Regions from separate parts of the Homo sapiens genome. Here region 2 is linked to region 1. A link is a loop called in an ENCODE intact Hi-C map of the cell type or tissue named here. Cell type or tissue: heart right ventricle. All regions are shown on one strand.

Evidence for each region. Peaks named below come from ENCODE experiments on the same cell type or tissue, not always from the same donor. Only the 100,000 strongest peaks of a DNase experiment are listed, where the experiment ranks them.
Region 2: a loop joins it to region 1, with 9 times the contacts of the local background. A loop is called at or near these places in 18 of 110 quality-filtered maps.

What each region holds. Positions count from the first base shown.
Region 1 is chr2:130,179,626-130,184,625 of GRCh38, forward strand. SMPD4 (sphingomyelin phosphodiesterase 4) reads right to left here and starts at 1,977. Exons shown (of 20, transcript NM_017951.5): 1 at 1,905-1,977. It overlaps MZT2B (mitotic spindle organizing protein 2B), which reads left to right and starts at 2,637. Exons shown (of 3, transcript NM_025029.5): 1 at 2,637-2,827; 2 at 3,002-3,150. The coding sequence starts at 2,658. RefSeq lists enhancers at 889-1,685, 3,586-4,322, 4,323-5,000 and silencers at 1,733-1,872, 2,383-2,892. In heart right ventricle, a CTCF peak has its summit at 2,574 (motif pointing right); DNase peaks (open chromatin) are centred at 2,056, 2,476, 3,684 and 3,998; H3K4me3 peaks cover 3,683 bases; H3K27ac peaks cover 3,207 bases.
Region 2 is chr2:131,486,194-131,491,193 of GRCh38, forward strand. The region is part of intron 2 of MZT2A (mitotic spindle organizing protein 2A); the gene reads right to left. MIR4784 (microRNA 4784) reads right to left here; the gene lies at 4,967-5,000. Among named protein-coding and RNA genes, the nearest start is that of MIR4784, 2.5 kb to the right of the region's middle. In heart right ventricle, no CTCF peak of the experiment used is centred here; a DNase peak (open chromatin) is centred at 2,288; H3K4me3 peaks cover 492 bases; H3K27ac peaks cover 1,927 bases.

The sequences.
Region 1 (5,000 bases):
ATCCGCTGCCTCAGCCTCCCAAAGTGCCGACTTTTTCAATTCTTTTTTGAGATGGAGTCTCGCTCCGTTGCCAAGCTGGAGTCCAATGGCATGATCTCGGCTCACTGCAACTTCCGACTCCCTGGTTCAAGCAATTCTCCTGCCTCAGCCTCCCGAGTAGCTGGAATTACAGGCACATGCCACCACATCCAGTTAATTTTTGTATTTTTAGTAGAGATGGGGTTTCACTATGTTGGCCAGACTGGTCTCAAACTCCTGACCTCGTGATCAGCCCTCCTCGGCCTCCCAAAGTGCAGAGATTACAGACGTGAGTCACCATGCCCGGCCGCTTTTTCTTTTTTCTCCTTTTTTTTTTTTTGAGATGGTCTCGCTCTGTCGCCCAGAGTGGAGTGCAGTGGCGCGATCTGGGCTCACTGCAAGCTCCGCCTCCCGGGTTCACGCCATTCTCCTGCCTCAGCCTCCCTAGTAGCTGGGATTACAGGCGCCCGCCACCACGCCCGGCTAATTGTTTTTTGTATTTTTAGTAGACAGGGTTTCACGTGTTAGCCAGGATGGTCTCGATCTCCTGACCTCGTGATCCGCCCGCCTCAGCCTCCCAAAGTGCTAGGATTACAAGCGTGAGCCACTGCGCCCGGCCAGCTTTCTCTTTTTCTTTTTTCAGACGGAGTCTCGCTCTGGGCTCTGTCGCACAGGCTGGAGTGCAGTGGCGCGATCTCAGCTCACTGCAACCTCCGCCTCGCGGGTGCAAGCAATTCTCTTACTCAGCCTCCCAAGTGGCTGGGATTACAGGCGCCCGCTACCACGCCCGGCTAATTTTTGTATTTTTTACTAGAGACGAGGTTTCACCATCTTGGCCAGGCTGGTCTTGAACTCCTGACCTCGTGATCCACCCGCCTGGGCCTCCCAAAGTGCTGGGATTACAGGCGTGAGTCACCGCTCCCGGCCTCAATTCTTAACCTAGCTATCAACTGCAGTGTTAAAGAAAAACGCCTCAGTCCTAAGGCACTTGGTCAAGAAAACGCTGCACTACTACAAAATGATCAAAGCAGCATTAAACTGTGGACTGTTCGGTAAGTGCGGAGCTCTAGAGACGATGAAGGGGAGAGCATCTCTGCTCAGAAGAAGCTTTCATGGGCAGCGACTGAAAGAATGAGGCCCAGAGGAATTTCTAGGAAATTTCCAAGAAAGGAAATTCAAACCCGAGAATTCCCAAGAGGTGTCTCCCACACCCCTGTTATCTGACTCTGCCATGGCCACCCTCCCCCGTCACAGGTCTCTGCGTGCCATGCACCTAGAGTCCACTTCATGGCGACTCTCCAACACCTATTTTCTCCAGGAGCTGCTTCGGACCCCGTTTGTTTTTTGTTTTGTTTTGTTTTTCTGACAGCGACAGCCCTTGGGCAACGCTAATCATTCCAAGCAAATTCTGTCATGCCAAGACCTCCCTTAACAGCACGCGCCCACTTGTTCCCAACTCTCCTGCCAATTGGGCTTCGGGAGCCTCCAAAACCAAGGCTCGGAGATGTGGAGCACACAGGGGAAGGGTCGAGCTGGGACCCACACCCGGCTCTTACACCCACACCGCCTGTTGAGCCCAAGGCTCAACTTCAACACAAAGCTCTCCTTCCCTCAATTCCTTCAACGAAGGTTAACCTTCAGCGAACACCTACCGGACCGGGACAGAGTGTACGAGCCGCGCGGGAAGGTGGCACAAAGGCATGGCCCAGAGGGGTGGCAGAAGACTCAACCGGGGCCCTCCACTCCCCAGCCTGCCCTGCCTGGGCAGAGCCGGCTGGCCGGCCCGAGTCCTGGGGCTCGCGGAGGAACGGAGATGGCCTCCGCAGGGGCTCGGGGAAGCCCCCAGGGCGCCGGACCGTCTCAGGCGCGCATCCCGCGCCACTCACCTGTGGGATCCATAGCGTCGCTCGCCTCAGAGATGGAAGCCGCCATTCCGCCACGGCGCCGAAAGTCGTCATCAAGCTGCGCGCAGAGCCACGCCCCGCGGCCGGGCGGGAAAAGCGCTTCCACCTCTTTGGGCCGTTACCTCAAAAGGCGCGTGCGCAAAGCGAAGGCCGGCCGGGCGGGGAAGAGAAATGGCGAGGCAGGAGTGCGGGGGAGGGAGTGGTCCTTAGCTGAATGCGCCTGCGTTGTGGCGGCCTCCGGCGCCCCAAGGTACTTTCTCCCCAGCAAGGAATCCGCGTGCGCGTAAGCAGTATTGTTGATTAGTGCCCCCCCCTTCCCCCCGCCCGCCCCGAAAAGCGACCCCTAGTGGTGCACCGGTGCGGACCAGAAAATTGCACGCTTTCTTGAAAGAGGCATTTACCGAGCGCCCAATGTATGCCTGGCACTGGGCTGGGTGCTGCCACCTAAGCGAGCACGACCAATGCAGTCTATCAGGGAGGCCCAGATCGCCAAGCAGCGGACCCCTGCGGTCCGCCATGCCACTCCCGGCTCCTAGAGCGCCGCTCAGCACACCGTGAGCGCCCAATAACTGTTGGGCTTCAATGACGCCGCGGAGGCGGCCCCGTCCCCGCGCTCCCGCCCCTCCCGCCAGGGCAGCCCGGGAGGCCAGACGTTGACGCTGCAGGGAGAGGGTGGTGGGCGCAGCCGCTAGGGGGCGCGGCGGGGCGGAGCGCACCTTTCCGCGGGCCGCGGGGATGGCGGCGCAGGGCGTAGGGCCTGGGCCGGGGTCGGCGGCGCCCCCGGGGCTGGAGGCGGCCCGGCAGAAGCTGGCGCTGCGGCGGAAGAAGGTGCTGAGCACCGAGGAGATGGAGCTGTACGAGCTGGCGCAGGCGGCGGGCGGCGCTATCGACCCCGACGTGTTCAAGTGAGCGGGGCGGGTGGGGGCCGCATGCTAGCCAGACACCCCCCGACCTCTGCTTTCCGGGTACGCCCGGCCCGCTGGTCGGGAGGAGCCCCCGCCCCCGTCCTTGTCGGGTCTTCAGGGAGGTGGCCGCGCCGGGCGGAGAGGGCTCACCGGCCCCGCGTCTGTCCCCGCCAGGATCCTGGTGGACCTGCTGAAGCTGAACGTGGCCCCCCTCGCCGTCTTCCAGATGCTCAAGTCCATGTGTGCCGGGCAGAGGCTAGCGAGCGAGCCCCAGGACCCTGCGGCCGTGTCTCTGCCCACGTCGAGCGTGCCCGAGACCCGAGGTCAGAGCTGGGCCCGCTGTCCCTGCCCCAGTGGCGGGGGTGGCGGGCGGGGAGGGGGCAGGCGCGGCACAGCGGCGGCGTGGCCCTGAGTGGCCAGGCCTGTCTGTCGGTCTAGGCCCAGCACCTGCAGGGCCCATCCGTGGGCTCTGCTCCTGGGCTTCGCTGCCAGCCTTAGGAGGCACGTCCAGGTCAGGTGGACGCAGAGTGCGTACCCCAGGGTGGTCCAGGCTGGGTAGGGCTCCTCCGCTTAGCTCCCCTCCACCTCTTCACTCAGGCCTTCATCCTACAACGTCGGGAATCAAGACAGTTTGGGGCTGGGCGCCCTGGCTCACGCCTATAATCTTTGGGACCCCAGGGCGGGAGGATCGTTTGAGGCCATGAGTTTTAGACCACTCTGGGTGACAGGGTGAGATCCTGTCTCTAAATGTTTTTCAAAAGACAGTCTCGATCTCTGTCCTGTGGTATACAGCATCCAGGGAAGTGCCCAGGGACCAGGGCAGGCAGAGGTCTTCCTGCCTTTACCCCACCTGGGCCCAGTTCCTGCGCAGGGGCTTGGCCAGTCCTGGTCAGCTTTCCCTCTGATGACTGCAGGAAGAGAGTCAGACGCGGAACTCCCAGGGTGCAGAGGCCTGCGGGGTCTGAAGGGCCTCCTCCCTCTCCAGTGTGGTGACTGGGCTGAGGAGATTCTGGGACTGAGAGTGTCATGGTGGAGCCTCTGTCCCTGCTCATCCTCTCCGCATGTTGCTTCTGCTCCCGATGGCTCTCTCTGAAATGCAGCACAACCTCCTAGGCCAATGGAAGAAGGCCCAGAGCTGGCTCCCTGCCTGGAAGCACGAGGAGACCCGCACAGGCATCCTGAGAAGGCGTGGAGAGCAGGCTGCCTTCATGGGGGGAGTGCCAGGGCCTGGGCACCCACACCCGCTGACCCAAGAGGGCCCGGGCACCTGCGTGCTGGCCTCTTCACTGACCTTCGCTCTGTCTGCTCTCTTTGTGTCTCTCTCTGACCTCCAGAGGCCTCCTTTCTCTCTGCCAGGAACAGTAGCCCCCCTGCAAGGCCCTCCTTTTCCTCCAGCCCGCAGCCTGCGGCCTCTCCGGTTCTGCTCCACAGCCCGGCTGCCACACACTCGCCTCTCTCTCCAGGCCCCCCGGGTTCCCTCCGCCTCTCTTGCTGCCTGTTCTCTCCTTTTGCAGGTTGCGTTTATTGGCTTATCTCTGGGGGTTGGTGCTCTCCCTTGTTTCCATGGAAACTGCCTGGCCCCAGGAGGCCCAAGCAGCTTTGAGCTCCAAGGGCAGGACCATGCAGGCCATCGCTGCCCTGCCGCTTAGCCACAGGGCACGATTTCTGACTCGGTTTATTAGAGACATAGTGTGGCAGTCTCTAGACCCCACAGTCGGGCTGGCATCTGGGGACAGGACCAACACCCCCACACCCCAGAGGCGAACTGTGGTGAGTGTAAAGAGCCCCTCTCCAAGGGAAGACAGCCGGCCAGAGTGCGGTGTGCTGTGCTGGAGAGCACAGCCCCAGGCGTGACAAACACCTCGGCCTCTTAGAAGTTGTCCCTTATCTGGACAGGAAGTCTGGAGGCTGAAACAGAGACTCCCACCTTCCCAGAGTCTCCTGGGCAGTGCCACACAGATGCCATATGCTGGCCCCGTGGCCACACTCCAGCACTCAGCCCCCTTGCCCACCTCACTCCTGAGTTAGCACACTTTCCAGGTGTCAGCAGGTGTGATCAGGGGCTCAGAGCCAGGGTCCTGTGAGAGCCCAGGGGTCTTTGGTTGCACCTCCTGCGTGCACTTCCTGACAGCGCCCACCTCACTGCCACCCAGAGCTCGGACCCAAGGGAGGG
Region 2 (5,000 bases), 1.3 Mb after region 1:
GCACAAAGCAGACAATAGCCACCACGCATCTCTTGTGGTACAAACTGCCATAATTCTAGTCCCCACTGACTGGTCAAGGGGCAAGGATTCTGTCTTCCATGAGCAGACGGGACCCACCACCCTGCAGCAGCTCCCACACTGGGCCAGCATCCTCCTCTGAGGCCACAGTCCCTCTGCAGGCCAGGCCAGACAGTCAGATCTTCTGTAGCCGCAGCCTAATCTGGGTGCTTAGGTGCCCATGCGCTCTCAGCTCCCCACAGCACGCAGCATGGCAGGCCGTGCACCTAGGCCTGACTCAGAGTCGGCTTCCCTTCAGTTTGCCGCCATCTGAGCTTCCTCTCCTCCCCTCAGTAGTGACCCAGTCCCTTCTGGAAACAAGGATGACAGCGAAGCAGAAAAGAGCAAATAATGCTTTTTTTTTTTTTAAGAGTGGTGGGGGAGGGGGGTTTAGAGACTGAGTCTTGCTCTGTCACCTGGTCTAGAGCACAGTGATGCAATCACAGTTCATTGCTGCCCGGAACCCATGGCCTCGAGGGATCTTCCTGCCTCAGCCTCGATGTAGCTGGGACTACAAGCATGGGGCCACACCTGGCTAATAATGCTTATCTTTAAATCTGACAGGGTTGACAAACCCTGGAAATGTGAAACCAACATAACCGTAAGCCATAACTGATATTAAGAAAATCCTGGAAATCTTCAGGAATTGCGTGCTCTCGGGGCTAGTGGGGAGCCCTGTTCAGGCCTCCTCACTTTATGAAGGATGAGAAGGCCCAGAATAGAATGGCCTGCAGTGCCTTGCAGTGGGGAAACCAGCTTTGCTTAGCCCTGCTCCCTCGGGAGGGGCTACTGAGTCAGACGGGCTAGACAGTGGGATTGAACCAAGTGTGGCTGCAGGTTGGGGTGTGAGGGCAGGGTGACTGATGCCCCTACACCTGGTCCCTGGAGGGCCCTCCTAAACGCCAAAAACAGTCAATGACCACTGAATGTTAAAAACAGCCTGGCTCAGCAGGGGTCAGTGGCTCGTGCCTGTAATTCCAGTGCTTTGGGAGGCCAAGGTGGGAGGATCCTTTGAGGCCAGGAGCTAGAGACCAGCTGGGACAACATAGTGAGACCTCCATCTCCACAAAAAATTTAAAAATTAGCCAGGTGTGGTAGTGTGCACCTGTAGTCCCAGCTACTCAAGAGGAGGTGGGAGGATTGCCTGAGCCCACGAGGTTGAGGCTGCAGTGAGCTATGAGTGTGCCACTGCACTCCAGCCTGGGTGACAGAGCAAGACTGTCTCAAAAATAAATAAATAAATAAAAAGTAAAAGAAAATGCACAATTAGCTCAAATACTTTAATTAATCTAAAATATCCAACGTATTATTTCAATATGTAGTCAGTACATAAATTATTCATAAGATGTTGCATTCACCTTTGTTCTTTTTCTTGTTTCTTTGTAGAAATGGGTGGGGTCTTGCTATGTTGCCCAGGCTGGTCTCAAACTCCGAGCTTCAAGTGATGCTCCTGCCTCAGCCTCCAAAAATGTTGGGATTACAGGTGTGAACCAATGCCCAGCCTCATTCACTTTGGGGTTTTTTGTTTATTTTTGAGACAGGGTCTCACTCTCTCACCCAGGCTGGAGTGCAGTGGTGCAGTCACAGCTCACTGCAACCTCAACCTCCCAGGCTCAAGCAATCCTCCAACCTCAGCCTCCCAAGTAGTTGGAACTACAGATGTGTGCCACCATGCCCTGCTAATTTTTGTATGTTTTGTAGAGATTGGGTCTCCCTGTGTTGCCCTGGCTAGTCCTGAACTGCTGAGCTCAAGAGATCCAGCAGCCTCGGCCTCCCAAGGTGTGGTGGGTTTTTTGCATTCCCTTTTGTACCGGTCCTTTGGCATCTGCTGCGCATACCACACGCAGTGCAATGACCACGCCAGCCATGTGTGGCTCGAAGTTCCTGTATCAGGCAGCACAGCTCAGGTGAGACTCACGGCTTCCACACTCCAAACGTCATCTTACACGCATGCTCTGGACAACTTTTAAAACGTATAGTTTCCCTAAACTTAAATATAACGCTTGACTGAATTTATTTTTCCCTCAATGACTCCAGACTCTCACCAAGACAAGCATCGACCCTCTGTGCTTCTGGGGTTTTCTATTTCCCCTTCCCTGTGGGTATGAGTGAATCTGGTGGTGGTTGTTCCCACAGGCCGTCTGCATGGCTGGGGGACAGGCATCCAGAGGACCCAGGGTGCCTGCTGCAGCTCACAGAGGCAAGCTCGAGAGGGCCTGGCCCATAGCCTGGAGAACTCAACACCCGAGTCCTGTGGGAAACCTATGGCCTCCATGCCCCTCCCCCCGGATTACTCCGACAACCCCCCTGCCATATGGGGTGACAGAATCCTCCACCCCAGATTCTGCCATTACCAGGGCAGCTGGAGCTCTGTGTGGTCAGAAGCTGTAATATGTGGGCCTCAGAGAGCTCTCAGCATTCCATCTGTGGCCTCTGCCTCTCACTCAGCAGCACACGTCTGCCCCATTCCCCTCCACCTCCTCCTCAGGTTCCACTCTATCCCCATGGGGCCTCGGTGCCCTCATGTCGTGGCTTTCTGCCACCCAGCCTACAGGACCTGGGCTATGCTTCCAGGACACAGCCCTCGAGAAACAAATGACCCTGAGGGGCCCAGCACTCCAGGCCACTCCTGTCCTCGGGTAAATTCTCTTGGAGCCCCCATTCGCTCACATGGCACCCCCTAATCCTCCTGGCCCCTCTATGCCTGCATTTCCAGTGCCACAACCCCCACATACATCTTGACTGTGCCCCCCCACCTGCCTCCTCCTGCCCTGGGCCTACCAGCACCTGGACAGCGCTCTGCCTCTCCCATGCCCTCCCACTGCCCCAGCTCACACGTGTGGGGCTCTGCTGACCCTTCCTGCTCCACCCTGTGTAACCCTTGCTGCTCTCTGGGCTCTGAAGCCTCCTCCCAACTCCATTGCTAGTGGTTTTTCTTTTCCTTTCTTTTCTTTTTTTTTTTTTGAGACAGGGTCTTGCTCTGTTGCCCAGGCTGGAGTCCAGTCACAAGCTCTTGGCTCACTGCAACATCCCCCTCAGGCTCAGGCAATCCTCCCACCTCAGCCTCCCAAGTAGCTGGGAATACAGATGGGCGCCACCACCACGCCCACCTGGCTAGTTTTTTTTTTTTTTGAGATGGAGTCTCGCTCTGTCACCCAGGCTGGAGTGCAGTGGCGCAATCTTGGCTCACTGTAAGCTCCACCTCCCAGGTTCACGCCATTCTCCTGCCTCAGCCTCCCAAGTAGCTGGGACTAAAGGCACCTGCCACCATGCCTGGCTAATTTTTTTTTTGTATTTTTAGTAGAGATGGGGTTTCACCGTGTTAGCCAGGATGGTCTCGATCTCCTGAGCTCGAGATCCGCCCGCCTCAGCCTCCCAAAGTGCTGGGATTACAGGCGTGAGCCACCGCGCCGGGCCCTGCCTGGCTAGTTTTTGTATTTTTTGTAGAGATGGGGTCTTGCTATGTTGCCCAGGCTGATCTTGAACTCCTGAGCTCAAGGAATCCACCTGCCTTGACTTCCCGAAGTGCTGGGATTACAGGTGTGAGCCAGCACACTGGTCTCACTGGTGGTTTTCCTCACTGCCTCTCACTGGACTGAGTGTGATCATCTCACTTCCCTGCCACGCCCTCTGCCCTGAGAGCTAGGCCTGGCACCCAGAGCCCTGAGTGAGTGCTAAGTGAGCAGCAACATCTCCTGGAGTGACAAGAACTCTGTTCCCAGTTTCTCCCTCCTGCTGGACACTTGCCCCTCAATTGCTCATCTCAGCCTGCAGTCCATACACCCCTACTCCAGGCCTGTCCTTCAGGCCCTCTCCACCCTCTCTTGGGCCTGAGCTCTGGGTGGCAGTGAGGTGGCCGCTGTCAGGAGGCTCATGCAGGAGGCGCGACCAAAGACCCCTGGGCTCTCACAGGCCCCTGATCACACCTGGTGACACCTGGAAAGTGTCCCAACTCAGGAGTGAGGCGGGCAAGGGGGCTGAGTGCTGGAGTGTGGCCATGGGACCAGCACATGGCATCTGTGTGGCACTGCCTGGCAGACTCTGGGAAGGTGGGAGTCTCTGTTTCAGCCTCCAGACTTCCTGTCCAGGTAGGGGACAACTTCTAAGAGGCCGAGGCGTTTGTCACGCCTGGGGCTGTGCTCTCCAGCAGAGCACACTGCACCCGGCTGGCTGTCTTCCCCTGGAGAGGGGCTCTTTACACTCACCACTAGTTCGCCTCTGGGGTGTGGGGATGTTGGTCCTGTCCCCGGATGCCAGCCCGACTGTGGGGTCTAGAGACTGCCACACCATGTCTCTAATAAACCGAGTCAGAAATAGTGCCCTGTGGCTAAGCGGCAGGGCAGCGGTGGCCTGCATGATCCTGCCCTTGCAGCTCAAAGCTGCTTGGGCCTCTTGGGGCCATGCAGTTTCCATGAAAACAAGGAAGAGCACCAACCCCCAGAGATAAGCCAATAAACGCAACCTGCAAAAGGAGAGAACAGGCAGCAAGAGAGGCGGAGGGAACCCGGGGGGCCTGGAGAGAGAGGTGAGTGTGTGGCAGCTGGGCTGTGGAGCATAACCAGAGAGGCCGCAGGCTGCGGGCTGGAGGAAAACGAGGGCCTTGCAGGGGGGCTACTGTTCCTGGCAGAGAGAAAGGAGGCCTCTGGAGGTCAGAGAGAGACACAAAGAGAGCAGACAGAGCGAGGGTCAGTGAAGAGGCCAGCACGCAGGTGCCCGGGCCCTCTTGGGTCAGCGGGCGTGGGTGCCCAGGCCCTGGCACTTCCCCCATGAAGGCAGCCTGCTTTCCACGCCTTCTCATGATGCCTGTGAGGGTCTCCTCCTGCTTCCAGGCAGGGAGCCAGCTCTGGGCCTCCTTCCATTGGCCTGGGAGGTTGTGCTGCATTTCAGAGAGAGCCATCGGGAGCAGAAGCAACATGCGGAGAGGATGAGCAGGGACGGAGGCT